2 separate regions of the Homo sapiens genome follow, and region 1 is linked to region 2. A link is an interaction called in ENCODE POLR2A ChIA-PET data of the cell type or tissue named here. Cell type or tissue: OCI-LY7. All regions are shown on one strand. Links, peaks and the distances in the headings refer to the core of each region. The heading gives the core; the rest is flanking DNA.

The links. Peaks named below come from ENCODE experiments on the same cell type or tissue, not always from the same donor. Only the 100,000 strongest peaks of a DNase experiment are listed, where the experiment ranks them.
Region 1: POLR2A ChIA-PET joins it to region 2 with 20 read pairs; 3 of 35 experiments call an interaction of 5 or more read pairs at or near these places.

What each region holds. Positions count from the first base shown.
Region 1 is chr14:22,788,735-22,802,777 of GRCh38, reverse strand. All of the region lies in intron 2 of SLC7A7 (solute carrier family 7 member 7), which reads left to right. Among named protein-coding and RNA genes, the nearest start is that of SLC7A7, 20 kb to the left of the region's middle. RefSeq lists an enhancer at 6,195-6,264. In OCI-LY7, for the core only: no CTCF peak of the experiment used is centred there; DNase peaks (open chromatin) are centred at 6,517 and 8,037; H3K4me3 peaks cover 4,330 bases; H3K27ac peaks cover 6,555 bases.
Region 2 is chr14:22,937,437-22,953,274 of GRCh38, reverse strand. HAUS4 (HAUS augmin like complex subunit 4) reads left to right here. Exons shown (of 10, transcript NM_001166269.2): 3 at 592-734; 4 at 816-947; 5 at 1,586-1,720; 6 at 2,865-2,961; 7 at 5,262-5,407; 8 at 5,544-5,674; 9 at 6,036-6,104; 10 at 6,567-7,047. The coding sequence ends at 6,750. All of the region lies in intron 2 of PRMT5-DT (PRMT5 divergent transcript), which reads right to left. Among named protein-coding and RNA genes, the nearest start is that of MIR4707, 12 kb to the left of the region's middle. In OCI-LY7, for the core only: no CTCF peak of the experiment used is centred there; no DNase peak of the experiment used is centred there.

The sequences.
Region 1 (14,043 bases), core at 1,579-9,578, 150 kb after region 2:
TTTAAACAGGGGAGTGATATAGCTGGGGTGGAACTTAGGGGACAAGGCTGGAGGCAGAGACACTATTAGGAAGCTCTTGTAGCAATCCAGGCAGGAAATGACAAAAACCTGAACTACGGTGATGGCAGTTGGGGTGGACAAGGAAGGATAGATCTGAGCACAATTTAGAAGGTATAATCAATACAACCAATGAGACCTATTAAGATGTCAAGTATAAGGGAGAGGGAAGTGTCAAGGAAAACATCTACCATCTTGTAAGTTTTGTGCCAGAAGAGCTGTGCCTATCTATAATCCACTGTATCCCCAGCAAGGAAACAGAGAAGCTTGATAAATATTTTTTTTGTTTGTTTGTTTGGTTGTTGTTGTTGTTGTTTTGAGACAGAGTCTTGCTCTGTCGCCCAGGCTGGAGTACAGTAGCAGGATCTTGGCTCACTGCAACCTCTGCCTCCCGGGTTCAAGGGATTCTCCTGCCTCAGTGTCCTGAGTAGCTGGGACTACAGGTGCATGTCACCCCGCCCTGCTAATTTTTGTATTTTTAGTACAGATGGGGTTTCACCATGTTGGCCAGGCTGGTCTCGAACTCCTGAACTCAAGTGATCTGCCTGCCTCGGCCTCCCAAAGTGCTGGGATTGCAGGCGTGAGCCACCTACCGTGCCCGGCCCTCAATAAATAGTCTTTGAATGAAGAGATGATGTTTCTGGTTTAGACAATTTGTAGGCAGTGATATCATTTACTGTGAGGAGGAGGATGGGGGCATGTTGAATTTGGAATTTATTTTTAGCATAGTAGGCAGATATGCTCTTTGGAATTTAGGAAAGAGATAGGGTTGGAGATTAAACATTCAACAAGTATTTGCGAAGAGGTTGCCACGTTCCCTGCACTGTCATTGTCTTTTTGGAGCACTTTATGTGTGTGCGTGGGTGTGTGTGACCGCATGCATGGGTGCATGCCGGGGTCAGGATGGGCAACCCAATACAGGGATTTTTGTTTTGTTTTGTTTTTTTGAGACGGAGTCTCGCTCTGTCACCAGGCTGGAGTGCAGTGGCGCAATCTCAGCTCACTGCAACCTCTGCTTCCCAGGTTCAAGAGATTCTCCTGTCTCCTCCTGAGTAGCTGGGACTACAGGCATGCACCACCATGCTCAGCTAATTTTTGTATTTTTTAGACGGGGTTTCACCATGTTGGCCAGGATGGTCTTGATCTCTTGACCTCATGATCCGCCTGCCTCGGCCTCCCAAAGTGCTGGGATTACAGGCGTGAGCCACCGTGCCTGGCCTCTGATACAGGGTTTTAATGGATTGTGATGGTGTTGTGATTTGCAAGGTAGAACAAGGCACAGGAGGAGACCAGTCCTAACCTAGGCATTTAGAAACCATTCCTGTAGAAGTTTGAGCTGATACCTGAATGGCGAAGAAGAATTAATCAAGAGTAGAAGAGGAGTGTTCCAAGCAGCAAGAACAGAATGTATGAAAACCTAAATGCCAGAAGTGCTCCTTTCAGGCACTGAAAGGAGTTCAGGGTGGGCTGCAGTGTTGAATTTCAGGAAGAAAAGGTTGAGAGTTGGCTTGCAGAGGTAAATAGAGTCAAGGCATAGGTTGTTCAAAGCTTTATAAGCTGTGCTAGTTATTATTGTGCTATAACAAATAGTCTAAAACGTAGTGTCTTAAAACAGTAGTCATTTTTTTTATGATTTCTGTGGCTTAGAAATTTGGGAAGGGCTTAGTGGGACAGTTCTAGGTCAGGGTCCCTCATGTGGTTGCAGCAGATGGTGACAGGAGCTGGAAAAACGGTTGCTGAGGAAGTTGCAGACAATCTGGGCTTCTTTTTTTTCTTTTTTTGAGGTGGAGTCTTGCTCCGGTTGTGCAGGTTGGAGTGCAGTGGCGCGATCTCGGCTCACTGCAACCTCCACCTCTCAGATTCAAGCAATTCTCCTTCCTCAGCCTCCTGAGTAGCTGGGATTACAGGCGTGCCCCACCACGCCCGGCTAATTTTTATATTTTTAGTAGAGACGGGGTTTCACCGTGTTGGCCAGGTTAGTCTTGAACTCCTGACCTCAGGTGATCTACCCGCCTCGGCCTCCCAAACAAAGTGTTAGGATTACGGGTGTGAGCCACCGCACCCGGCCTTCTTTATCAAATTGTGTCAGTCTTTCCATGTGGTCTTTCCGTATGGACTGTGTTGAGCTTTCTCACAGCGTGGTGACTCGTGGGCAGTCAGACTGCTTATGCAGGCAGCTGAAAGCGTCCAGAATGAGTGTTGTAGCACCCAAAGTGGAAGTTGCATTGCCTTTTATGACCTAGTCTCTGAAGTTGCATGGTGTCAATTCTGTCATACTCTATAGGTAGAGGCATTCACAGAAGACCATCCAGTTTCGAGAAGAGGGGTACAGACCCTGCCTCTTGATGGGTAGAGTGTCAAAGTCACATTGTAAGAAAGGAATATGGGATGGGAGACGTTGAGGCATATTGGAAAACTCCAATCTATTGCACCAACTATATTAAGGAGTTTGGTGGGCTGTCTTCTAAGGCAATGAGAAAACTCTTAAGGCCTTTAAAAGCAGAAGAGTGGCATTTGTGATTTAGATTTTAGAATTTGTGAGTTTAAGAAAGATTAGTTTTTCTATGTAGGATTGAAAGCTGGGAGACAGGTGGGAAGCTGCTGCTATGATCCTAGTGAGAAATGATGGTGGCTTGGACTAGAGTCATGTTTTGGGGACAGGGAGACTTAAGACTTGGACTATGAGTAGATATGAGTGGAAGTTGTTGATGACAATAACATGCCCAGGTCTTTGGCTTGCATAAATGGGTGGATGGTGACGCCAGTTACTTGTATGGGGAACACCGAAGGTGCAGTAGGTTTGGGAGAAATTGATGGAATCAGTTTTGGACATGTTGAGTTTGATGTGCCTGGTAATGTCCAGTAGGTGGTTGAATATTCATATATATCTAGAATCATGACAGTTGGGCTGATGATATACTTTTGGGAGTCATCATTGTATATATGGTTATTGAAACCATAGGAACAGGCCAGGGCGGTGGCTCACACCTGTAATCCCAACACTTTGGGAGGCTGAGGTGGGCTGATCACTTGAGGCCAGGAGTTCGAGACCAGCCTGGCCAACATGGCGAAACCCTGTCTCTACTAAAAATACAAAAACTAGCCGGGCATGGTGGTGTGCACCTGTAGTCCCAGCTACTCTGGAGGCTGAGGCAGGAGAATCGCTTGAACCCTGGAGGAAGAGGTTGCAGTGAGCCGAGACAGCTCCACTGCACTCCATCTTGGGTGACAGAGCAAGATTCTGTCTCAAAAAAAAAAAAAAAAAAAAAAAAGAAAGAAAAAAATAAAAAGAAAAAGAAACCACAGGAACAGATGAGATGACCTTGGGACAAGATGTAGAAAGGGAGGACAAAGGGGCTTAGAAGCATTCTGAGGAATACCCACATTTGAGGGATAGGTATTTTGTGAAAAGATGGAGAAGGAGCATCTAGAGAGATAGGTGGAAACCTGGAAGATGGTGAGTGGAAGGGAGTGAATTGAGAAGGAATGAATGACTACCTGTGTCCAATCTGCTAAGAGGTCAAGCTAGGTAAAGATTGAGTATAGTTGATTGGATTTATTGATATGAAGGTCACTGGTGGCTTTTCATGTGGGCTTTCTCCTAAGGCAATGAAATTTCAGGGCAGTGAGGGTGAAATCAGGTTTCAGAAATATCATTTATTCACCCAGCAAAATGTATTAAGTGTTACTGTGTGTCTAGTTCAGGACTATGCCCATGGGTACAAGGATAACTGTTATCCACTCTCTGCCCTCACACAGCTCTCGTGGGTGGGAGAGACATATGTACACTGTTCTAATGCAGTGTAGTTAATTGGGGAGGTGAGAGCACAGAGCAAGGGCAGCATACCAGAGGTGGCAGGTTTACACTCAAAAATAGCCTTTCTGGAGGAGCTATTAAGTTTAAAATAAGGAATAAAATGTCATTTGGAATTGGCAACTCAGAGGGTCAAAGGAAAACTTTTGCAGGGTGAAAGAGGAAGGAGTTGCAACATCTCAGACTGCATTGTAGAGACCCAGGAACGGGAAGGAATGTAGACATGCTCTTCAGATGAATGATTCTGAAAGCATGGAGGGTGATTGTTAGAGGAAAGGACCAAGGTTGAGGGACGATTTTATGAAAAAGAGTTAAGCCTGCCTTAGGTTGGTTGAGGTATGTTTCTGGAAAAGTTGGATGAAATATCTCTACCCTACAATGATGCCTTCTCCATGGCTGTAATGATTGGGTGCCCTGAGTCAGACTTCTTTTTCTTGAACAGTGTAGGGGATACCCTTATCCCTTTGGAAGGCACTGGTGCATGGTGGTGAACAGCGTGGAATCAGGCAGGATTCAATCAATGCTAGGTCAAATTTATTAGCCTCAGTTTCCTCTTGTTCTCCTTCTCCTTCTCCTTTTCCTCCTTCTCCTTCTTCTTCTTCTTTTTTTTTGACAGAGTTTCACTCTTGTTGCCCAGTCTGGAGTGCAGTGGCGTAATCTCAGTTTACTGCAACCTCCGCCTCCTGGGTTCAAGCGATTCTCCTGCCTCAGCCTCCCGAGTAGCTGGGATTACAGGTGCCCACCACTATGCCCGGCTAATTTTTTGTATTTTTAGTAGAGATGGGGTTTCACCATGTTGGCCAGGCTAGTCTGAAACTCCTGACCTCAGGTGATCTACCTTCCTCGGCCTCTCAAATTGCTGGGATTACAGGCATGAGCCACCGTGCCCAGCCCTCAGTTCTCTCTTCTATAAAATGGGGTCCCTACCTCATAGAAATGTGATCTATATTTGTACCATATTTTCATCTTTTTCTATTCAAATCATGACAGTTTCCAAAGAGCAAACACAGAGTCTCTGCTCCTGCCAGTTGTTTGCAGTCTTTTGGCAGGCATAGTCTACCTTTAGAGCTGTTGAACTACAGCCCTAGATAGTCTGGTATTACTAATAGACCTTGAAATCATTTACTGGTTATTGCTTAAGTAGGTTTTTTTATACGGGTGGTTGACTTCATTCATTGCTGATTTCATTGTCAGGGTAATAACGTTTTGCCCTCTCTGTCAGGAATATTGCTTCCCCTCCCCCACCCCAGCAGCAGCCTCCATGCACTCAGTCCAGATAACAGTGATCCTGGTGCTTGCCTGCACCCCATTCACTCCTCCAGTGACGTGTGGGTAGATAGGTTGCCTCTCAGTGACTTTCATAGCAACTGATTCTTGTAATTGTCAATGTCCACTTTTGAGTGAAGGCTGGAGACTGGATCTTAATCTCAGAGCCTGCACAGGGCCTGGAACACAGTGGGTACTCAATATAAGCTTAATGAATGAATGAATGAGTGAGTGAGTGAAGGAATTCTGAGTTTTGAAGGAGCCTCACTGTCCTGTCTAGGGTAGTAGAAATGGTTGCTTTTCCCAAACAGAGAGGTGTGCAGATGGCACCTCCTGAAGCTGCTTATTCTGACTTCTTGGAGAAATTCGTGGACTGCCCCAGTGCTCTGAAGTTCTAGGCATCTCCATTACCACAGGGGGAGATAATCCCACTCCCCGTCTCACATTCTTGCATACAGTTAGGGAGGTATGTGGTGTGGTGGAATGGATGTAGGCTTTGGAGCTAGTCACTGCCTGACCTCAGTTTTCTCAAGTGTAAAATAAAGATAATAAAACTTACTCTCTGTCAGATTAAATTAGAAGATAGGTGTAAGTACATAGTGACCTGGCACACAGTTGTCAGTTAAAAATAGTATCTATTACTGCAAGTTATATTCATATCATATGCATCTTATTGATTTCTAAAAGCTTTACCTTCCGCATGCTGTCTTTGGATGACTTAAAAGCAGTTTACATTTTACTTCACAATAGCTCAGGGATCAGAAAGGAGGGCTGAGCCTTTTCTTTCTGTTTTGCAAGAGAGGTGGAACTTTCCTCTCAGCAAGAGGATAGGTGTCCAGAAGTCCAGCTCCACCCGACTGTCCTTTCCTCAGAGCCAAGGTGTTTTGGCCCACTGTTCACAGGTGGACATGACTGTTCTTGCCTTACCTACACTTGCCCACACTGAGACCTAGTTGTTTTGCCATTCAGGACACTACCAGGACATTTTTACCATCTATGCCTTCAGTATGTCCCCTGTACCAGTGAGTCAGCAGTACCTGGCAGTTCAGGGCTCTTTGTTTACAGAGTACTGTTCTTCAGGGATCAGGCAAAGATTCTTCGTGTCATACACATGTGGCCACAGTGAATTGCATGTAGTGGGTTCTTCAATAAATGTTGGCTGGATGAATGAACAGAAGATATGATTCCAGGTTCAACTTGGCTGAGAAGGGTATTTCGTGCTTTTGCCTTTCAGGGTGCTGGTGGGGGCTGAGGGTTGCTGTGGGAAGGGGGCAGACAGCTTACCCTGAGTCTGCCAGAGCCGCTGTGGGCTGTGAAGGACTTTGGATCTCTGTGTGTCTGAGAGCTTTGGCCAGGTGTCCTCGTGCAGCTTCTCCTGGTACCAGAATGACTGATCTCATGTACTTGTGGCTAATGAGGTGGAACAGTCAGATGCTGGGCCCCCCAACGGACTTTTGCCCTTTGAACCTTCTACTTGGAAGCTAGTTGCCTTTTTCAGAGGGCTTTTCCCAAGAGCCATCTGAGGGTGGAGGTGAAGAAACTTACCTTTTCTGGCCCATATTCACCTCAAGAAATAGGCTTTCATCAGAGCCTTGGGTTCTAGTGTGGGTTTGTTGTGAACTTTGGAACAAACTCTTGACCAGCAGTGAAGGGGTAGACCTTTATGCTGCTTTGATCATCAAGTCCCTTTGGGGGCTCATCCTTGCTCTCTTCCTTTCTATGTTCTATGTTTCTATGTTCCTTTCTTTTTCTCTCTGCCTCAGAAGAAGCTGGGCAGGTAGCCTAGAGGAGGTTGCGGAAGATGCTGGGCAGCAGTGGGTCCTAACTCTGGCTGTGGATTGGAATCATCTGGAGAATTAAGAAAACAAGGCCGGGCACGGTGGCTCACGCCTGTAATCCCAGCACTTTGGGAGGCCGAGGCGGGCAGATCACAAGGTCAGGAGATTGAGACCATCCTGGCTAACATGGTGAAACCCGTCTCTACTAAAAATACAAAAAATTAGCTGGGTGTGGTGGCAGGCGCCTGTGGTCCCAGCTACTCGGGAGGCTGAGGCAGGAGAATGGTGTGAACCCGGGAGGCGGAGCTTGCAGTGAGCCGAGATTGCACCACTGCACTCCAGCCTGGGCGACAGAGTGAGACTCTGTCTCAATTAAAAAAGAAAAGAAAAGAAAAGAAAAGAAAAGAAAAGAATAGAAAAGAAAGAAAGAAAGAAAGAAAGAAAGAAAGAAAGAAAGAAAGAAAGAAAGAAAGAAAGCAAGCAAGCAATACTCAGATTGGGCACGGTGGCTCACACCTGTAATCCTAGCATTTTGGGAGACTGAGGTAGGAGGATGGCTTAAGCTCAGGAGACCAGTCTGGAGAACTTGGTCTCTACAAAAAAAAAAAAAAAAAATTAATTGGGCATGGTGGTGCATGCCTGTAGTCCCAGCTACTCAGGTGGCTGAGGTGGGAGGATTGTTTAAGCCCATTTGGTCCAAGCTGCAGTGAGCCAAGATTGTGCCACTGCATTCCAGCATGGGCAACAGAGTGAGACGCTGTCTCAAAAAAAAAAAAAAAAAAAAAAGAAAGAAAGAAAACAATACTCATCACTCCCACTCCCTGACTACATAAATCTGAACCACTGGGGAGAAGAATGAGATGAGAATTGGCTTGGAGAACGAGAATTAAGGAAGCAGAAAAATTGCTTTTGAGGAGAATTGATGAGGGTCTTGTGTCACTAGAGGTGGGAAAAGCCGTTCTCAATTGTCACCATGCTTCAGAGTCACCTGGGGAGTTTTAAAAACATGCCGATGCCTGGGTTCCACCCCAGAATTTCTGACTTCATTGGTCTGGGTGGGGCCTGAGCACTGGACTGTTAAAGCTCGTCAAGTGATGCTAGTTTGCAGCCAGGATAGAGGAGCCTTGAGTTAGCAAAGGGTTGCGACTGTTCTGATACAGCTGCTCTGTGTGTGGTTATTTCCGTAGGTGATTACCTAAGGAAACACACCCAGAGAAGCAGATCCTCAGATTAGCCTGCGAAACTGTCTCAGGTCTCCTGCATCAGAACCTCTGGGGTGTGGGGCCCTGAAGTTGTGGGTCGACAAATTCCTCAGGTGGTACTGATGCTCACTCAGGCTTGAGATCTGGTACCTGAGGACTTGAACTGACCCCTAGCTAAGCAAACCAATAAGGATTGGATTTACACGGCTTGGAGAAGGGACTCACGGGGTTGTTACTATAAGACCCTCCTGGTACAAACTGCCTGCTTGCTCCCTCAGAGTGGTCAGAGCCACAGGGACCAAAGTGCTGACTGAGTTCCAGGAAGGAGAGCGGGAGGACTCTGATCCAGTGACCCACAGGGATTGCATTTGGTGTGTCTTCTTGCCAGAGGTGTAACTGCCCAAGGGGTTCACCTTGCCCACTGCCTAGACAGAGCCAATTCTTCAAGACAGGGATATTGCAATAATGAGTAATTCACACAGAGCCGGCTGTGCGGGAGACCGGAGTTTTATTATTACTCAAATCAGTCTCCCCGAACATTCTGGGAGCAGAGTTTTTAAGGATAACTTGGTGGGTCAGGGGAAGCCAGTGAGCCAGGAGTGCTGATTAGTTAGAGATGAAATCACAGGGAATCAGAGCTGTCTTCTTGCTCTCAGTCAGTTCCTGGGTGGGGGCCACAAGATCAGCTAAGCCAGTTTATTGATCTGGGTGGGGGCCAGCTGATCCACCAAGAGCAGGGTCTACAAAATACCTCAAGCACTGATCTTAGGAGCAGTTTAGGGAAGGTCAGAATCTTGTAGCTTCCAGCTGCGTGACTCCTAAACCATAATTTCTTTTTTTTTTTCGAGATGGAGTCTTGCTCTGTCACCCAGGCTGGAGTGCAGTGGTGTGATATTGGCTCACTGCCACCTCCACCTCCCGAGTTGAAGTAATTCTCCTGCCTCAGCCTCCCTAGTAGCTGGGGTTACAGGTGCACGCCACCACACCCAGCTAATTTTATTTTTTATTTTTAGTAGAGACAGGTTTTCACCATGTTGCCCAGGCTGGTCTTGAACTCCTGACCTCAGGTGATCCGCCCTCCTATGGCTCCCAAAGTGCTGGGATTACAGGCATGAGCCACCGTGCCCAGCCCTAAACCATAATTTCTAATCTTGTGGCTAATGTTAGTCCTACAAAGGCAATCTAGTCCCCAGGCAAGAAGGAGGTCTGCTTTGGGAAAGGGCTGTTATCCTCTTTGTCTAAATTATAAACTAAGTTTCTCCCAAAGTTAGTTCAGCCTATGCCTGGGAATGAATAAAGGCAGCTTGGAGGTTAGAAGCAAGATGGAGTCAGTTAAGTTAGATCTCTTTCACTGTCTCAGTCAAAATTTTGCAATTACAGAGGCTCTCACCCATGACACCTGAGTAAGCGAATTGGTTGTTTCTTTAAAATTTTTATTTTAATTGGCTGGGCGTGGTGGTTTACGCCTGTAATCCCAGCACTTTGGGAAGCCGAGGCGGGCGGATTACGAGGTCAGGAGATCGAGACCATCCTGGCTAACACGGTGAAACCCTGTCTCTACTAAAGAATACAAAAAATTAGCTGGGCTTGGTGGCGGGCGCCTGTAGTCTCAGCTACTTGGGAGGCTGAGGCAGGAGAACGGCATGAACCCGGGAGGCGGAGGTTGCAGTGAGCCAAGATCGCACCACTGCACTCCAGCCTGGGCGACAGAGCGAGACTCTGTCTTTAAAAAAAAAAAAAAGATATTTTTCTTTTCTTTTCCTTTCTCTCTCTCTCTCTCTCTCTCTCTCTCTTTCTTTCTTTGAGACGGGGCCTCACACTATCATCCAGGCTGGAGTGCAGTGGTGCAATCTCGGCTCACTGCAACCTCCGCCTCCTGGGTTCAAAATGATTCTCCTCTCTCAGACTCCCAGGTAGCTAGGATTACAGGCGTGCGCCACCACGGCTGGCTAATTTTTGTATTTTTAGTAGAGACGGGGTTTTGCCATGTTGGTCAGGCTGGTCATGAACGCTTGACCTCAGGTGATCCGCCCACTTCGGCTTCCCAAAATGCTGGGATTACAGGTGTGAGCCACCACCACGCCTGGTCAAAAATGTTATTTTATTTTCTGAGACGAAGTCTTGCTTTGTTGCCCAGGCTGGTGTGCAGTAGCATGGTTATGGGCTCAATCCTGCACTCAAGTGACCTTCCCACCTCAGCCTTCCAAGTAGCTAGGACCATCAGTGTGCACCACCAAGTCCAGCTAATTTGTAATTTTTTTGTAGAGAAAGGGTCTTGCTATGCTGCCCAGGCTGGTCTCCAACTCCTGGCCTCAAGTGATCCTCACGTCTTGGCCTTCCAAAGTGCTGGGATTATAGGCATGAGCCACTGCACCTGGAGTAAAAGGTTTCTGTAGTCTGAAAGGTAAAATAATTTGAAGGCCATCTGCTATCTGAGAGAAATAACAGCACCTAGGGAGAGTGGAAGAAATAATGTATCAAAGAAGCCAGGGTGAAATTGTGATTTCAAGGTGTAGAGAGTTTCCAGGCCGGGCGCGGTGGCTCAAGCCTGTAATCCCAGCACTTTGGGAGGCCAAGGCGGGTGGATCACGGGGTCAGGAAATTGAGACCATCCTGGCTAACATGGTGAAACCCCGTCTGTACTAAGAGTACAAAAAAATTAGCCGGACGTGGTGGCGGACGCCCGTAGTCCCAGCTACTCGGGAGGCTGAGGCAGGAGAATGGCGTGAACCCAGGAGGCGGAGCTTGCAGTGAGCCGAGATGGCGCCACTGCACTCCAGCCTGGGCGACAGAGCGAGACTCCATCTCAATTAAAAAAAAAAAAAAAAAGGTGTAGAGATTTTCCCAAACCAACATTAGACAAAACAAATGGGGATGCAGCAAAGAAAAGGAAGAAGAGACTTGAAATCTCTGGGTTTAGGTAACAGATATGAGGCGTTTCCAGAGAGCTTATATCTGGACCTTCTGAGGAAACAGCAGTGGTAGAGTATTTTGGAGACACCAGGGTATTAGCAGGCCTGAGTATGCCAGTTGTGGGGTTTGGCCTTCCCCCAGGAATAGTGTGCATCTGACTATACACAGACCCAGCCTAACCTAGAAATGTGCAGTTTTTCTGAGCAACATGTGACCAAGAGCTTGCTCACACCAATTAAGCCTAGGGACTGCTATCCTTCTGCTAATTGCTGTGGGATGAATGATGTCACCAGTCAGAAGATAGCTGAGATGTCTCACTGGTGACGTGAAGTTTAAAGTAGCAAACTGAGTGGCAGGTGGAATTTTCGTCTCTTTGTCAGCTGAAGGCTGTGTATGTGAAAGAAAAAAGAACACAGAACAGAGTTCCTAACCGTAAATTCTAAGATTCTAAGATACCAGAAAGATAAACTCCTGGTAAGGGATAGAGGAGGTTTATAGGGATTGGGAGAGATGTGTATAATAAGGCTTTAGAATGGAAATTTTAGAGGCAAGGAGAAAAATGCCTAGATAAAAGTATAAATCTGGGTATTTTGGAGACTACATAGCAGAGAATAAAGGCAGAGAGGAGTTGCTCAGTAACGCATTTGGAGAAAATGGGATGGAAGATCAGAAATGATGCTTTTGAACTCTTATCTACAAATATTACAAGTAAGGCTAATAAACGTATTTGACCTTTTTTTTTTTTTTTTGTGAGACGGAGTCTCGCTCTGTCACCAGGCTGGAGTGCAGTGGCGCGATCTTAGCTCACTGCAACCTCCGCCTCCTGGGCTCAAGTGATTCTCCTGCCTCAGCCTCCCCAGTAGCTGGGACTACAGGCGCACACCACCACACCCAGCTAATTTTTGTATTTTTAGTAGAGACGGGGTTTCACCATGTTGGCCAGGATGGTCTCAATCTCTTGAACTCGTGATTCGTCTGCCTCCGCCTCCCAAAGTGCTGGGATTACAGGCATGAGCCACTGTGCCCGGCCCGTATTTGACCTTTTACTGAAAGGAGGAAACAATTTCATAGGCATCAGCGATATTTGATTAGAATATGATAATGAAAGAGTATACTTTGTTCAAAAATGATGATTTGCTAGAAGAGCTGGGATTCATGTAGTACATTAAAGAGAGAGGTACATACTTGTTTGAGGATCTGCTATCATAAGGGATGCCTGCCTTCTTTGCATAAGGTCACATTTAGATTCTTTTGATTGCAGTGAGAGGGAAATTTCAGTACACCAAGATCCAGTGAGCTGTCAAGGGTTTCACTTCCCCTTTCTCCATTTTTCAACAAATGTAATGAATAGTACCACCCAGTGCTACTTCCAGTTTTCTGCCTGCAGTTAGGTTTTTTTTTTTTTTTTTTTTTTTTTTTTGAGACAGTCTTGCTCTGTCACCCAGGCTGGAATGCAGTGGTGCAATCAAGGATCACTGCAGCCTTGACCTCCCCAGGCTCAAGCAATTCTCCCACCTTAGCCTCCTGAGTAGTTGAGACTACAGGTGCACGCCACCAGGCCCAGCTAATTTTTGTATTTTTTGTAGAATCAGGGTTTCTCTATGTTGCCCAGGCTGGTTTCAAACTCCTGAGCTCAAGGGATCAGCCCACCCTGGCCTCCCAAAGTGCTGGAATTACAGGAGCGAGCCACTGTGCCCAGCCAACATATGAGTTTTCTATTGCTTCTCTAACAAGTTACCACCAATTGAGTGGCTGAAAACAACACAAATTTATCATCTCATAATTCTGGAGGTCAGAAGTCTGAAATGGGTCTCACTGGGCTAATATGAAGTAGCACTGTGTTTCTTTCTGGAGGCTTAAGGAGAGGATCCATCTTCTTGCCTTTCCCAGCTTCTAGAGTCTCATGGACCCTTCCATTTTCAAAGTCAGCAGTAACTGGGAGAGTCTTTCTCATATTGTACTACTCTGACATTGACCTTTCTGCCTCCCTCTTTCATCTTTAAGAACTTTTGTGATTACATTGGGCCCACCCAGAGAATACAGAATGATTTCCCTGTTTTGTCACTTGATTAGCAATCTTCATTCTGTCTGCAACTTTTTTCTTTTTTTTTTTTTTTTTTGAGCCAGAGTCTTGCTCTGTTGCCCAGGCTGAAGTGCAGTGGTGTGATCTTGGCTCACTGCAACCTCCGCCTCCTGGGTTCAAGCAATTCTCCTGCCTCAGCCTCCTGAGTAGCTGGGATTATAGGCACCCACCACCACACCCAGCTATTTTTTGTATTTTTAGTAGAGACGGGGTTTCACCGTGTTGGTTAGGCTGACTCATGTTGGTTAGAATTCCTGACCTCAGGTGATCTGCCCGCCTTGGCCTCCTAAAGTGCTGGGATTACAGGCATGAGCCACTGCGCCTGGCCTCTATCTGCAACTTTAATTCTCCCTTGCCATGCAATATAACATGGCTCACAGGTTCCAGGGATTAGGGGGTGGACATCTTTGGGGGGCCATTAGTCTACCTACCACAAGTGATAGCCCAGCTTTCCACCGGAGGTGGATGAGCAGCACTCTGAAGTGATAACTTAAGGTGGATTCTTGCCCAAATTCTAGGCTTGTAAGTTAAATCTGGTTAGTGAAGTACGAGCAGAAGGGTGGGAAATCATTAGTAACGTGTATGAATTCACTAAGAACAAGCCATACTCTGCTAACCTCACTTTTTGGTTCAATTTTAATTTTTTTATTCAAATATAATATACAGAAGGAACAGTGCAATCTCATAAGTTTATGGCTTAATGAATTGTCACTAGTTGAGCACATGTGTAACTAGCACCCTTGAGCCCTTCTTATGCTCTTCCCAGTCCCTGCCTCTCCACCCCACACAAAGGGAAATCACTATTCTGACTTCTAGTAGCATTGATTAGTTTTCTCTGATTTTATGTAAATGGATATAATCTATATGTACACTTTTGCATCTGGCTTGCTTATTATGTTTGAGATTCTTCTGTATTTTTGTCTGTAGTCG
Region 2 (15,838 bases), core at 1-8,000:
CTCCTCAGGAGGTGGAAGGATCGCTTGATCTGGGGAGGTTAAGGCTGCAGTGAGCTGTGATTGTGCCACTGCACTCCAGCCTGGGTGACAGAGTGAGACCCTGTCTCAAAAAGAAAAAAAAAAAATTGGTTAGTTGAACGTTTAACTTACTCTAAGTGTATTCTGTTAGTCTTGTTTATGCGACTACATATCACATCCAAAGTTGGAACTTCACGTGTTGTGTTTCTTTCCCCCTACTTCAAGAACTCTATTAATTTTGGATGAATGAGGCATTTTGTGTATTGTGATTCCTACTAACGGTCCCTTAATTTTTATTCTATTTGTCTAATATGTACCAACTGCATTTCCGTTTCCTAAGATCTTAGTTTATTACTTATTCCCCCTTAATATCCTTGTATATAATATAAATGCTTGTTACCTTGAATATTACCCTTGTTTATTTGTGGATTTTTAAAAAATCTCATTAGATTTAGCAATCTTTCCTATAAAAATCCTAGGGGTTTTTTGGAAGTATTAAGTTATGCTCAGTTATGTAAAGTAAGAGTCCACACCTTTTTTGTTTTTTTGTACCTGTGGGGACATGATGTTAAGTGTGCAGCAAACAACTTCCTCCTTGTAACCTGAGTAAAGAGGACCTGTTACAGAACCCATACTTCAGCAAGCTTCTCCTGAATCTCTCACAGCATGTGGATGAGAGTGGCTTAAGCCTCACCCTAGCAAAGGAGCAGGCTCAGGTAAGGGCTTTGGGAGAAGAGATAAGAAGAAGGGAAAATCCTGAGAGAGAGGTTCCTACCTGAGATTTTTTGGATTTCTAGGCATGGAAGGAAGTTCGACTGCATAAGACAACATGGTTGAGGTCTGAGATTTTACACAGAGTCATTCAAGAGTTGCTTGTGGACTACTATGTGAAGATACAAGACACAAATGTAACTTCTGAGGACAAAAAGGTGAGGCAAAGGCTGGGCGTGGTGGCTAACACCTGTAATCCCAGCACTTTGGGAGCCCCAGGCAGGCTGATCACTTGAGGTCAAGAGTTTGAGACCAGCCTGGCCAACATGGTAAGACCCCGTCTCTACTAAAAATACAAAAATTAACCAGGTGCAGTGGCACACGCCTGTAATCCCAGCTACTCGGGAGGCTGAGGCAGCAGAATCGCTTGAACCTGGGAGGCGGAGATTGCAGTGAGCCGAGATTGCGCCACAGCACTCCAGCCTGGGTGACAGAGCGAAACTCAGTCTCAAAAAAAAGTGAGGTGAAAGAAATGAGGTGGGGTTGGTTACCAGTTACAGGAATGACCAGGCCAACTGTGGCTTTGTCTGATGATGTGATCTAGGGGAAGTAGGAGCTTTGAGAAATGGTTTGTCAAAAGAGAAATGGACTGTAGTTATGGGGAAGGAGTGGATGTGTTATCAGAGTTTGTAATAGAAACATTGACAGAAGTCACTCGCAGCTGAGTTATCTGAGGGGGGATGATATATTTGAGGACTTTGAAAATATGTGAAAAACTGGTTCATAAGGATGGAAGAGGTGGAGTGGGAGAAGTTTTATAGTTGCCTCTTTTTGTTTTTTATTCTCTCTCTCTCAGTTTCATGAGACCCTTGAACAGCGGCTGCTTGTAACTGAACTGATGCGGCTCTTAGGTCCTAGCCAGGAGAGGGAGATACCTCCACTGCTGGGGCTGGAGAAAGCGGACCTTCTGGAACTCATGCCACTCTCAGAGGTTGGCGGGGAGATATTGGAACCAAATAAATGAAATGGTTTAATTTCTCCCATATCTTTAAAATGTTTTTTTTGTCAAGCTTTATTGTTTTTGTAAAAATGATACACATTCAGGGTGGTCAGACTCAAATAAGAAAAACGTTACACAGGAGCAAGTAAAAGCTGAAATACTGCATCTAGAAGCACAATATTATTATAAACAGCTTGACATAAATGGTATTATACCCTTCATGCTTATATAGAGAGTATAAGGCCGAGTGTAGTGACTTCCGCCTATAATCGTAGCACTTTGGGAGGCTGAGGTGGGAGGATCACTTGAGTTCAGGAGTTCAAGACCAGCCTGGGCAACATAGTGAGACCTCGTCTCTACCAAAAAAAAAACAAAACAAAAGCCAGGTTTGGTGGTGCACACCTGTAGTCCCAGCTACTCGGGAGACAGAGGCAGGAGGATGACTTGAGGGTGGGAGGTCAAGGCTGTAGTGAGCTGTGATCATGCCACTGTACTCCAGCCTGGGCACAGAGTGAGACCCTGTCTCAAAAAAAGAAAAGTACAGTCTATTTTCATGTAATATATTTTGGATTTCTTTTCAAGTCAATACATAAATGTAAATAAGATGATAGCTTCTATAGCACTGTTAGCAAAGTATCTAGGCACATAGTGCTTAGTGTTATGTCATCAGTTTAAATCTCTGCTAGGATTCTATTATATGGATGTAGAATAATTTGCTTAACCTTATTGGTGGATATTAAGGTTGTTTCCACATTTTTGCTGTTAGAAACCACAGGGAGATGAACATGCTGGTTCATATGTGTCTTTACCTTTGTATGATTATTTCTGTAATGCTGGTGCTAAAAGTGGGATTCCTGAGTCAGTGCATACTCATACAGAATATTGGTACCTAATGCCAAACTGCTATCCAGAAAGGTATTTTCAGGGCTCCTGGATCCCCCATGTTCTCACCAACATGGGGTCTTGACAGTCATTTTATTCTTCGCTAATTTGATAGGTGAAAAATGAGTCTCTCTGATGTCTCTTGATGCATTTTCTTTGGCTATTATTGAGGTTATCATCATGTATTCATTGGCTGAGACGTCCTAGTTTTTACAGTCTATTCGCATTTCTGCCTTTACTTCTATGACTGTAGGATTTTGTGTGGATGAGGGCTCGGCTACAGCAAGAAGTAGAGGAGCAGCTCAAAAAGAAATGTTTCACTCTGCTCTGCTACTATGATCCCAATTCAGGTGAGTGCTAGCTGTCTGTTCTGCTCACAGCTGGACTTCAGGGTTCCTGGTCTGCTCTTTTGAGAATAATATATTTTGATTTTAGATTTGGGACAGAGGTTTAGAACCATCAGAGATGCTTATTTGTTTTGTTGCTGGTAGAATAAAAACAAGGACTTTTTGTTTTTTTGTTTTTTTTTTTTTTTGAGATGGCGTTTTGCTCCTGTTGCCCAGGCTAGAGTGCAATGGCGCCATTTCTGTTCACCGCAAGCTCCTCCTCCTAGATTCAAGTGATTCTCCTGCCTCAGCCTCCCGAGTAGCTGGGATTACAGGCATGCGCCACCCCGCTCGGCTAATTTTGTATTTTTAGTAGAGATGGGGTTTCTCCATGTTGATTAGGCTGGTCTGGAACTCCCAACCTCAGGTGATCCGCCTGCCTCGGCATCCCAAAGTGCTGGGATTACAGGTGTGAGCCACCACACCCGGCCAAAACAAGGACCTTTGTAAGGACTCTTTTTATTCAGCAAGATACTGAGTGGGAGTGTCCTCCTGCTGCAGGGAAGGATGAGTTCTCTCAGGAGGTTCAGAATGGTTTAGGGAGGAAAGTTCAGACTCATAGAACACCTTATACTCTCTGTATAAGCTTGGAGGGTATAATACCATTTATGTCAAGCTGTTTATAATAATGTGTTTCTAGACGTAGTATTCATATTTCAGCTTTTACTTGCTTCTGTGTAATGATTTTCTTATTTGAGTCTGACCACCCTGAATGAATGTGTATCTCTTTTTTTTTTTTTTTTTTTTTTGAGACGAAGTCTCGCTCTGTCCCCCAGGCTGGAGTGCAGTGGCGCAGTCTCACCTCACTGCAAACTCCACCTCCTAGGTTCACGCCATTCTCCTGCCTCAGCCTCCCGAGTAGCTGGGACTACAGGTGCCCGCCACCACGCCTGGCTAATTTTTTGTATTTTTAGTAGAGACGGGGTTTCACCGTGTTAGCCAGGATGGTCTCAGTCTCCTGACCTCATGATCTACCCACCTTGGCCTCCCAAAGTGCTGGGATTACAGGCGTGAGCCACTGTGCCTGGCCCTGAATGTGTATCATTTTTACGAAAATAATAAAGCTTAACACCTGAGTCTGAACTTTCCTCCCTAAACCATTTCTTTTTTTTTTTTTTTTGAGACGGAGTTTCATTCTTGTCGCCCAGGCTGGAGTGCAATGGCGTGATCTCAGCTCACTGCAACCTTCGCCTCCGAGGTTCAAGCAATTCTCCTGCCTCAGCCTCCCAAGTAGCTGGGATTACAGGCGCCTGCCACCCTGCCCAGCTAATTTTTTTGTATTTTTAGTAGAGACAGGTTTTCACCATGTTGGCCAGGATGGTCTCAAACTCCTGACCTCAGGTGATCTGCCCGCCTTGGCCTCCCAAAGTGCTGGGATTACAGGCATGAGCTACCACACTTGGTCTCCTTAAACCATTTCTATGACTTAAGAATTAAGGTCCGGGCCGGGCGCGGTGGCTTACGCCTGTAATACCATCACTTTGGGAGGCCGAGGCAGGTGGATCATGAGGTCAGGCGTTCGAGACCAACCTGGCCAATATAGTGAAACCCCGTCTCTACTAAAAATACAAAAAATTAGCTGGGTGTAGTGGCGGGTGCCTGTAATCCCAGCTACTTGGGAGGCTGAGGCAGGAGAATTGGTTGAACCTGGGAGGTGGAGGTTGCAGTGAGCTGAGATCGCGCCACTGCACTCCGGCCGAGGTGACAGTGAGAGACTCCGTCTCAAAAAAATAAAAAGAATTAAGGTCCAAATCCGGAATCAAAGGTAAGAGTGAAGATAATTTATTTAATAATTATGAGAACCAGATGCCCTCCCCCCCCCCGCTTTTTTTTTTTTAAAAACTCTGTCACCCAGACTGGAGTGCAGTGGTACAATCACACCTCACTGCAGCCTCGACCTTCTGGGCTCAAGTGATCCTCTCACCTCAGCCTCTCAAGTAGCTGGCACTACAGGCGCATAGTATGCCTAACTAATATTTTAGAATTTTTTTTATAGAGACAGAGTCTCACTATGTTGCCCAAGCCGGTCTTGAACTCTTGGGCTCAAGCAATCCTCCTGCCTTGGCCTCCCAAAGTGCTAGGATTGCAGGCGTAAGCCACCATGCTCAGCCCAGAATGGGGCCATTTTTAATAGATTATTAGAAGAAAACCTGTCATAAGGCAGGATTTGTGGGTCTAGATACAGGATAGGGGCACTGGAAGGTTGCTTTACAGGGATTGTAGCGATTAGGGTTTTCCTGTCAGTCCTCTGCCCCTTTGCTCAGATGCTGACAGTGAAACCGTGAAGGCAGCAAAGGTGTGGAAACTCGCAGAGGTCCTGGTGGGTGAGCAGCAGCAGTGCCAGGATGCCAAGAGCCAGCAGAAGGAGCAGATGTTGCTGCTGGAGAAGAAGAGTGCTGCTTACTCCCAGGTTTATCAGGGCATGGGACAGCCCCTTTCCTTTATCCTGACCCCAGGAGCACTTTTGGGGAAGACAAAGATTCCTGATCTACCCTCCTTTCTACTATCTTTATTTATGCCCTCTTCTTCCTCCATCTTGGGCTCAGGTGCTTCTCCGCTGCCTCACTTTGCTGCAGAGGCTTCTTCAAGAACACCGGCTGAAGACTCAATCCGAGCTAGACCGCATCAATGCCCAGTACCTGGAAGTCAAGTGCGGTGCTATGATCCTTAAGCTGAGGTGAGCTGTGACCCCTGTGGATCTTAAGGGATTCTGTCTCACGTTATCAGCCCTCTATCCCTTACCCTAATCTCTTTCCTCTCCCTTATCCTAGCGCCTTGTGGGTATCCAGTAAATGTCACATAGCAGTATTAGCTTTTGGATTACCCAAAAGCTTTCAACATCCTTGAGACTTTTCTTTTACAGTCTTCTGAAATAGGCACTTTACTGTGAGATCAATTGCTCGGGAATTCAGAGTGACCTTGTTTATCCTATCAGTGCTTAGCCCACACCTTGACCGTCGGCAGGTACTACGTCCATTCCCAACCCTGCTGCTATCAGGGACCTTCCTGCCTTGACATTTCTTTCTTCCCTCTGTCAGGATGGAGGAGCTAAAGATTTTGTCCGACACTTACACTGTTGAGAAAGTGGAAGTTCATCGTCTGATTAGGTGAGAACTCCTAAGAGTCTGGTACAGCTGTTCACAGGTGGTTCTCACATTCCCTAAACTCGTTTATTTAAAGATGTTGCCATTTTTGGCTGGGCACAGTGGCTCACACCTGTAATCCCAGCACTTTGGGAGGCCGAGGTGGGCAGCTCGCTTGAGTCAGGAGTTTGAGACCAGCCTGGCCAATATGGTGAAACCCTGTCTCTACTAAAAAATACAAAAATTAGCTGGGCATGGTGGCATGTGCCTGTAATCCCAGCTACTCGGGAGGCTGAGGCAGGAGAATTGCTTGAACCCAGGAAGCAGAGGCTGCAGTGAGCCAAGATCATACCACTGCACTCCAGCCTAGGTGACAGAGCGAGACTCCATCTGACAAAAAAAAAAAAAAAAAAGTTTTTCATTTTTGTCCACTACTTTCTGAGGAGCAGCACCCTTATATTGTGCCTTCTCTGCCCGGGCTCTTAGGGACCGTTTGGAGGGAGCCATTCACCTACAGGAGCAGGACATGGAGAACTCAAGACAGGTCCTGAACTCCTATGAGGTCCTTGGGGAGGAGTTTGACAGGCTGGTGAAAGAGTACACCGTACTCAAGCAGGCAACAGAGAACAAGCGGTGGGCCCTCCAGGAGTTCAGCAAGGTCTACCGTTGAGCTCTGGCAGGGCCAGGAGACATGGCTTCTGCATAGCTGCTGCCTCCTAATCTTCCTGCTAGTGGGACCACCTTCACCTGGGGCTGCCTTCAGTACAAGGGAGTGTGGAAATGCTTACGCTTGAAACACTGCAGTCATTTAGGCACTCTCCTGGTTTCTCTTTATTTTTTATGACTGGGCCTCTTCTGGAAAATCTAGCAAGGAGATTTATATAATTTTTATGCATAGCTGTGTGTCAGTGTCAGCCCTGTATTGTATTTGATTATCTCCTGAATAAAGTTATGATATTATATCTTAGGATTTTAGTCATTTTCCTTGGGCAAAGATTGAAAAAGAACATTGAAGGCTATATGGGTAAGGAGCGGGGAACTGAGTGGATCCAAATAGAAACAGATACATGATGCTTATGCAAAGAGTAAGAAGTAGACATGCCAGCTTGCCTACATCAAGTCTTAGAGCCTTCATTTTGGAAGAGTACAGTGGATTAAATTTGGGCTTGCTCTTGAAGAACTATAATCTCCAGAGGAGTGCTAGATACTCAGGCAGGTAGGGAACTATTTTCTCACTATGGGTATCAGTGTGGGAGTTATAATAAAGCAGCTGAGGCTGGGAGCAGTGACTCACACCTGTAATTCCAGCACTTTGGGAGGCCAAGGCAAGAGGATCACTTGAGCCCAGCTGTTCGAGACCAGCCTGGGCAACGTAGCAAGACCCCTGTCTCTGTGAAAAAAAATTTTTTTTTTTTTTTTTTAGACAGAGTCTTACTTTGTTGCCAGGCTGGAGTGCAGTGGTGTGATCTCAGCTCACTGCAGCCTCCGCCTCCCAGGCTCAAGCAATTCTTGTGTATCAGCCTCCCTAGTAGCTGGAATTAACAGGCATGCACCACCATGGCCAGCTAATGTTTGTATTTTAGTAGAGACAGGGTTTTACTATGTTGGTCAGGTTGGTCTCAAACTCCTGACCTCAAGTGATCCGCCCACCTTGGCCTCCCAAAGTGCTGGGATTACAGGCATGAGCAACCACACCCAGCTGAAAAAAATTTTTTTAATTAGCAAGCGTGATGGTATGTGCCTGTAGTGCCAATTTCTCAGGAGGCTGAGGCAGGAGGATCACTTGAACCCAGGAGGTCAAGGCTGCAGTGAGCCATGATGGCACCACTGCACTCAGCCTGGGTGACAGAGTGAGACCTTGTCTCAAAAAAAAAAAAAAAAAAAAAAAAGGCAGCCAGTGGCCAGCTCAGTTATAGGAAAGGACACAAGCCACTTGTGTTCCTGGTTCCCTTGGTGTGGTTTGAGAGCTACATTTTTCTCTAAAAGCAGAGGTTTGGAGGAGATTCCCCCTGAGGAACCAAGTTCAACAGTCTACTTAGCTTAGAACAAGGCAGAGTCCTGGCTGGTGTCAAAATAGGGGACTGTGGACAGAAACAGAAGGCCTCTACCTTTATTTAGAAGAGCCTACTCAGTTTCTGAAACCACTTTCCAAGGAAATTGTCTTGGGGTGATGGTGTGGATTTATTTACAAGACAATTAATGTCTTTGACTCAACTTTTTTTTCTCTTTTTTTTTTTTTTTTTTTTTTTTTTTTTTGAGACGGAGTCTCGCTCTGTCGCCCAGGCTGGAGTGCAGTGGCGCAATCTCGGCTCACTGCAATCTCTGCCTCCTGGGTTCAAGTGATTCTCCTGCCTCAGTCTCCTGAGTAGTTGGGACTACAGGCACCCACCACCACGCCTGGCTAATTTTTGTATTTTTAGTAGAGACAGGGTTTCACCATATTGGCCTTGCTGGTCTCGAACTCCTGACCTTGTGATCCGCCCGCCTCGGCCTCCCAAAGTGCTGGGATTACAGGCATGAGCCACTGCACCTGGCCAAAAAAATTTTTTTTAATTAGCTGTGCATAGTGGCATGTGCCTACATTTCCAGCTACTCAGGAGGCTAAGGTGGGAGGACTGCTTGAGTCTGGGAGGTTGAGGTTACAGTGAGCTATGATCATGTCACTGTATTACAGCCTGAGTGACAGCAAGATTCTGTCTCAAAAAAAAGAAAAAGGAATAGAGTTATGGAAAAAGCAGCGAAGACAGAGAAAAGGAAAGAAGCACTATGGGAAGGCACAGAGTTAAGAATGGGCAAATCATGTACCAAGGAGAGCTTTCATTTCAAGTGAACAAAATTTGAAACAAATATCCTATAGCTTCAATCGAGAATCTGGAGAGCTGGGGTTTGAGAAACATTTCAATTTCGACTGCCTGAGAAATGGCTTCCAAGGCAGTGGTCCTCACCCTGGCTCTCTAAATGGCATGGGGATGGAGAGTGAGCTATTTCTTGTATTCTTAAAAAGCCTAAAGAAAATGGGCTGGGCACAGTGGCTCATGCCTGTAATCCCAGCATTTTGGGAGGCGGAGGTGGGCAGATTGCCTGAGCTCGGGAGTTAGAGACCACCCTGGGCAACATGGTGAAACCCCATCTCTACTAAAATAAAAAAATTAGCTGGGTGTGGTGATGCGTGCCTGTAGTCCCAGCTACTCAGGAGGCTGAGGCACGAGAATTGCTTGAGCCCCGGGAGGCGGAGGTTGCAGTGAGCCAAGATCGTGCCACTTCACTCTAGCTTGGGCTACAGAGTGAGACTCTGTCTCAAAAAAAAAAAAAAGAAAAGAAAATGGAACATTTGCTTGCGACAGTTCTCCACACACTTTTTTTTTTTTTTTTTTTTGAGATGGAGTTTCGCTCTTGTTGCCCAGGCTGGATCGTGCAATGGCGCAATCTTGGTTTATTGCAATCTCTGCCTCCTAGGTTCAAGTGATTCTCCTGCCTCAGCCTCCCAAGTAGCTAGGATTACAGCATGCGCCACCACGCCCAGCTAATTTTGTATTTTTATTAGAGATGAGGTTTCTCCATGTTGGTCAGGCTGGTCTCGAACTCCCGACTTCAGGTGATCCACCTGCCTCAGCCTCCCAAAGTGCTAGGATAACAGGCGTGAGCCACCACCGCGCCCGGCCCTGCACAAACTTTTTTTTTTTTTTTTTTTTTGAGACGGAGTCTTGCTCTGTCACCTGGGCTGGAGGGCAGTGGCCCGATCTCAGTTCACTGCAACCTCCGCCTCCTGGGTTCATGCCCTTCTCCTGTCTCAATCTCCCAAGTAGCTGGGACTATAGGCGCCCACCACCACGCCCGGCTAATTTTTTGTATTTTTAGTAGAGACGGGGTTTCACCGTGTTAGCCAGGATGGTCTCGATCGCCTGACCTCGTGATCCGCCCGCCTCAGCCTACCAAAGTGGTGGGATTACAGGTGTGAGCCACTGCGCCCGGCCCAAACTATTTTTTAAAAAACTTCATTGGCTTAAAACTAGAGCACATGCAGGCTGGGCGTGGTGGCTCACGCCTGTAATCCCAGCACTTTGGGAGGCCGAGGTGGGTGGATCACCTGAGGTTGGGAGTTTGAGACCAGCCTGAGCAACATGGAGAAACCCCGTCTCTACTGAAAATACAAAATTAGCCGGGTGTGGTGGCACATGCCTGTAATCCCAGCTACTAGGGAGGCTGAGGCAGGAGAATCGCTTGAACCCAGGAGGCAGAAGTTGCGGTGAGCCGAGATCGCGCCATTGCACTCCAGCCTGCGCAACAAGAGCGAAACTCCATCTTAAAAAACAAACAAACAAACAAAAACAACTAGAGCACATGCTTTGTAAAAATACTCAGAACAGAATTATATACAGTAAAAAGTAAAAGATTGAACCATGCACCCTCAGACACCCCCCACACAAATACCCTGTTACTCCAATCTACCTCCCCAGAGTAACCAGAGTGATTTGGTGTGTAGATCACTGTGTGTCAGATCTGTTTCTATAAATATGCAACCATATGTACATAAATATTAGCTAATATTAGCTGGGCATGGTGGTGCTCTGATAGCCCTAGCTACTCAGGAGGCTGAGCCTAGTAGTTAGAGGCTGCAGTGAACTATGATTGTGCCAAGGTACTCCAGCCCAGGTGACAGAGCAAGACCTTTGTCTCTAAAAATCAAATCAATAAAGAAAAAGTTTTAAAAATGTGGCTAATATTATTATTAGAGTATGGCTGTATTATCATTTAACCCTTCCCTTCACGATATTAAGGTTGTTTCCCTCTTGCCCTGTTACAAAAATGCTTCATTGGATGTCATTGCACATATATCTTGCTCAGGTGCCTTTGCTTTCTGCTGGTATTACAGTAAATCAGTATATTAGTTATTTTATGGGAAAAATAAACTTTTTTTTTTTTTTTGGAGACAGAGTCTGACTCTTGCCCAGGCTGGGAGCAGTGGCATGTTCTCGGCTCACTGCAACCTCCGCCTCCCAGGTTCAAGCGATTCTCTTGCCTCAGCCTCCCGAGTAACTGGGATTACAGGCGCGTGCCACCACATACAGCTAATTTTTGTATTTTTAGTAGAGACAGGGTATTGCCACGTTGGCCAGGCTGGTTTCGAACTCCTGACTTCAGGTGACACGCCTGTCCTCGGCCTCTCAAAGTGCTGGGATTACAGGCATGAGCCACTGCGCCCGACCAGAAAAAAATAAACTACTGATTGAGCTTATGAATGTAGTCTGGTGGAAAAAAAAACTTTCAAAACAGTTCCTTCGTAGGGGAAAAGGAACAAAAATCATGTCCACTGCGGCCTGAGGGAGCACTACAGCTGTTTCTCTTGGTGCATTCATTCTGCACATTGACTGGAGGTGGAAGACTTGTTGGAGGTGCCCTTCATACATGCTGCTCTCTATTGTGGCAAATATGGGAAGGAGCTTTGGAGGACAAGTAGAAGGGTCTGCATGAAAGTGACAGCTGAGGGGCCGGGCGCCATGGCTCACGCCTGTAATCCCAGCACTTTGGGAGGCTGAGGCAGGTGGATCACGAGGTCAAGAGATTGGGACCATCCTGGCCAACATGGCAAAACCTCGTCTCTACTAAAAATACAAAAATTAGCCAGGCGTGGTGGTGCACACCTGTAGTCCCAGCTACTCGGGAGGCTGAGGCAGGAGAATCACTTGAATCTGGGAGGCAGAGGTTGCAGTGAGCCGAGATCGCGCCACTGCACTCCAGGCCTGGCAACAGAGCGAGACTCCTTCTCAAAAAAAAAGAAAGTGACAGTTGAGGGTTAGCATCTTGGACCTTAGCTGCTCTCTTTCCCTCACACTGCTTAGAAAAGATTTGCATTTACTGCCTCCCTTCGTTCTTTCACAGTCGAACCTCTCTTTACTTGCCTCTTACCACATCTGGTAAGTCTTATAGATTCTTCCCTTGTAATGAGAGGCAAAGGAAATCACCTTCAGAACTTGGAACAGGATCAACTCTGGGACTCTTGGATAAACAAAATCTGTTCCCTGAATATTTTCAGTGAAAGGTGAATATGGAGGTGTCCTGGGGAGTGACTGCATTCTTCCTCGGCCACCACAAACAGGAGACCCAGCGCCCCCTAAGGGCCAACTTTGGCATCTCCAAAGGAGAAGGGTGCCCCTCACCCTATAAAGAATCTCTCCATATTGGCTGGGCGCGGTGGCTTACGCCTGTAATCCCGGCAATTTTTGGAGGGGAGGCTGAGGCAGGCGGATCACTTGAGGTGAGGAGTTTGAGACGAGCCTGGCCAACATGGTGAAACCAGGTCTCTACTGAAAAATACAAAATTAGCCAGGTGTGGTGGTGCGCACCTGTAATTGGGAGGCTGAGGCATTATAATAGCTTGAACCTGGGAGGTGGAGGCTGCAGTAAGGCGAGGTGAGATGGGGCCACTACACTCCATCCTGGGCGACAAAGCAAGACTCTCTTTCGAAAAGAAAAAAAAAAGAATCTCTCCATATGATCCATCTTGAAGGACCTGGACTAGGTTTTGTTAAAGGAACTAGCAGGCTTCCTTATCCCTTGAGACAGCAAAAATACGAGTGAATTTACAATGGACTAAACAATGTGTAGAAATAATTTACTCTAAAAGATGGTTTGTTTTTGAGTTGCTGAGGTCCAGCCAAAGTGGCTAACTTCTGGTCTCAGGAAAAAACAACTGAAGTTTGGAGAGTCCTAAATTTACCAAGCCTGGCTAAATAGTGTGTAACCAACAGCAAATGACCTGCCTAGGATTTAGAAAAGGGTTATCTAAAGAGTAAGGTTGGCTGGGCGCTGTAGCTTATGCCTGTAATCCCAGCACTTTGGGAGGCCGAGGCAGGTGGATCACCTGAGGTCAGGAGTTTGAGACCATCCTGGCCAACATGGCGAAACCCTGTCTCTACTAAAAATACAAAAATTAGCCGGGCATGGTGGCTCGCGCCTATAGTCCCAGCTACTTGGGAGGCTGAGGCAGGAGAATTGCTTGAATCCTAGAGGCAGAGGTTGCAGTGAGCCGAGATCACACCACTGCACTCCAGACTGGGCAACAGAGTCAGACTGTGTCTCAAAAAAAAAAAAAAAAAAAGATCTATATATGATTTATTTTAAAGAATTGGCTCATTGGCTCATGTGATTATGGGAGCTGGCAAGTCTAAAATCTGTAGGGCAGGCCAGCAGGCTGAAAACAAGCAGAAGTAATGCTACAGTTTTTTTTTTTTCCAACTTTCATTTTAGGCTCAGGGGGTACGTGTGCAAGTTTGTTACATGAGTAAACTGTGTGTCACTGAGGGTTAGTGTATGAATGATCCCGTCACCCAGTTAGTGAGCATAGTACCTCCCTCCCTTCCCCTTCTAGCAGTCCCCAGTGTCTATTTCCATCTTTATGTCCGTGTGTGCTCAATGTTTAGCTCTCACTTATAAGTGAGAACTAGCGGTGTTTTGTTTTCTATTCTCACATTAATTTATTTTTCTTTCTTTCTTTCTTTTTTTTTTTTTTTTTTGAGACGGAGTCTTGCTCTGTCACCCAGGCTGGAATACAGCGGCATGATCTCGGCTCACTGCAACCTCCACCCCCTGGGTTCAAGCGATTCTCCTGCCTCAGCCTCCCGAGTAGCTGGGATTACAGGCGCCTGCCACCACGCCCGGCTAATTTTTTTGTATCTTTAGTAGAGACGGGGTTTCACCATGTCGGTCAGGCTGGTCTCGAACTCCTGACCTCAGGTGATCCACCCGTCTTGGCCTCCCAAAGTGCTGAGATTACAGGCATGAGCCACCGTGCCCAGCCCAGCCATGACTTTTTAATTTTCATTTTTTTTTTTTTTTGAGACAGAGTTTTGCTCTGTCGCCCAGGCTATAGTGCAGTGGCACGATCTCTGCTCACTGCAAGCTCCACCTACCGGGTTCACGCCATTCTCCTGCCTCAGCCTCCCGAGTAGCTGGGACTACAGGTACCCGCCACTGCGCCCGGCTAATTTTTTGTATTTTTAGTAGAGGCAGGGTTTCACTGTGTTAGCCAGGATGGTCTCGATCTGACCTCGTGATCCACCCGTCTCGGCCTCCCAAAGTGCTGGGATTACAGGTGTGAGCCACTGCGCCCGGCATGACTTTTTAATAATAGCCATTCTGACTGGTGTGAGATGGTATCTTATTGCGGTTTTGATTTGCCTTTCTCTAATGATTAGTAATATTGAACATTTTTTCCATATATTTGTTGGCAACATCTATGTCTTCTTTAGAGAAGTGTCTGTTCATGTCCTTTGCCCAGTTTTTTTGCTTGTTTGTTTTCTTTTTCTGGGAGACAGGGTCTTACTCTGTCAACCAGGCTGGAGTGCAGCTGCAGCCTCAACCTCCTTGGCTCAAAGGATCCTCCCACCACAGCCTCCCTAGTAGCTAGGACTACAGGCACGTGCCACCATGCTGGGTTTTTGTTTTGTTTTGTTTTGCAGAGACGTGGTCTCACTCTGTTGCTCAGGTTAGTCTGGAGCTCCTGGGCTCAAGCAGTCCTCCCACCTCTGCCTCCCAAAAGTGTTAGGATCACAAGGGTAAGCCACTGCAACGGGCTGAGAAAATTTTAAAATATTTGTTTCCTTTTTTTTCTTTTTTTTTTTTTTTGAGAAGGAGTTTCGCTCTTGTTGCCCAGGCTGGAGTTCAATGGCGCTATCTTGGCTCACCGCAACCTCCGCCTCCTGGGTTCAAGCGATTCTCCTGCCTCAGCCTCCCAAGTAACTACAATTATAAGTGCACCACCAGGCTCAGCTAATTTTTTTGTGTTTTTAGTAGAGATGGGGTTTTACTATATTGGCCAAGCTGTTCTTGAACTCCTGACATCAAGTGATCTGCTGACCTTGGCCTCCCAAAGTGCTGGGATTACAGGTATGACCCACTGCGCCCAGCCTTTTGAGATAATATATTTAAAGTGCCTGGCATGTGGTAGAGCTTAATTAATATTAGCCTGGGCAGGGTATGGTGGCTCATGCCTATAATCCCAGCACTTTGGGAGGCCGAGGTAGGTGGACCACGAGGTCAGGAGTTCAAGACCAGCCTAGCCAAGATGGTGAAATCCCGTCTCAACTAAAAATACAAAAATTAGCCAGGCATGGTGGCGGTCACCTGCAATCCCAGCTACTTGGGAGGCTGAGGCAGAGAATTGCTTGAACCCGGGAGGTGGAGCTTGCAGTGAGACGTGATTGTGCCACTGCACTCCAGCCTGGGTGACAGAGTGAGACTCCATCTCACAAAAATAAATAAATAAATAAATATTAGCCTGGCTAGGACTATCATGTTATGAGGCAAGAATGATTGCTGAAGACTGGATAGCTACACAAGCCTATAGAGAAGGAGGGAGGCCTTGGCTAGACCTTCAAAAGAAAGGACATAAGCACAAAGATCAGGGAGAGGTAACAGGTTTATTTATTTTTATTTTATTTTTTTGAGACAGAGTTTCACTCGTTGCCCAGGCTGGAGTGCAATAGCGCGATCTCGGCTCACTGCAACCTCCGCCTCCCGGGTTCAAGTGATTCTCCTGCATCAGCCTCCCAAGTAGCTGTGATTACAGGCACACACCACCATGCCTGGCTAATTTTTTGTATTTTTAGTAGAGACGGGGTTTCACCATGGCCAAGCTGGTCTTGAACTCCTGACCTCAGGTGATCTGCCTGCCTCAGCCTGCCAAAGTGGTGGGATTACAGGCGTGAGCCACCGTGCCCGGCCAAGGTAACAGGTTTTATATGTATTTTAAAAAATAT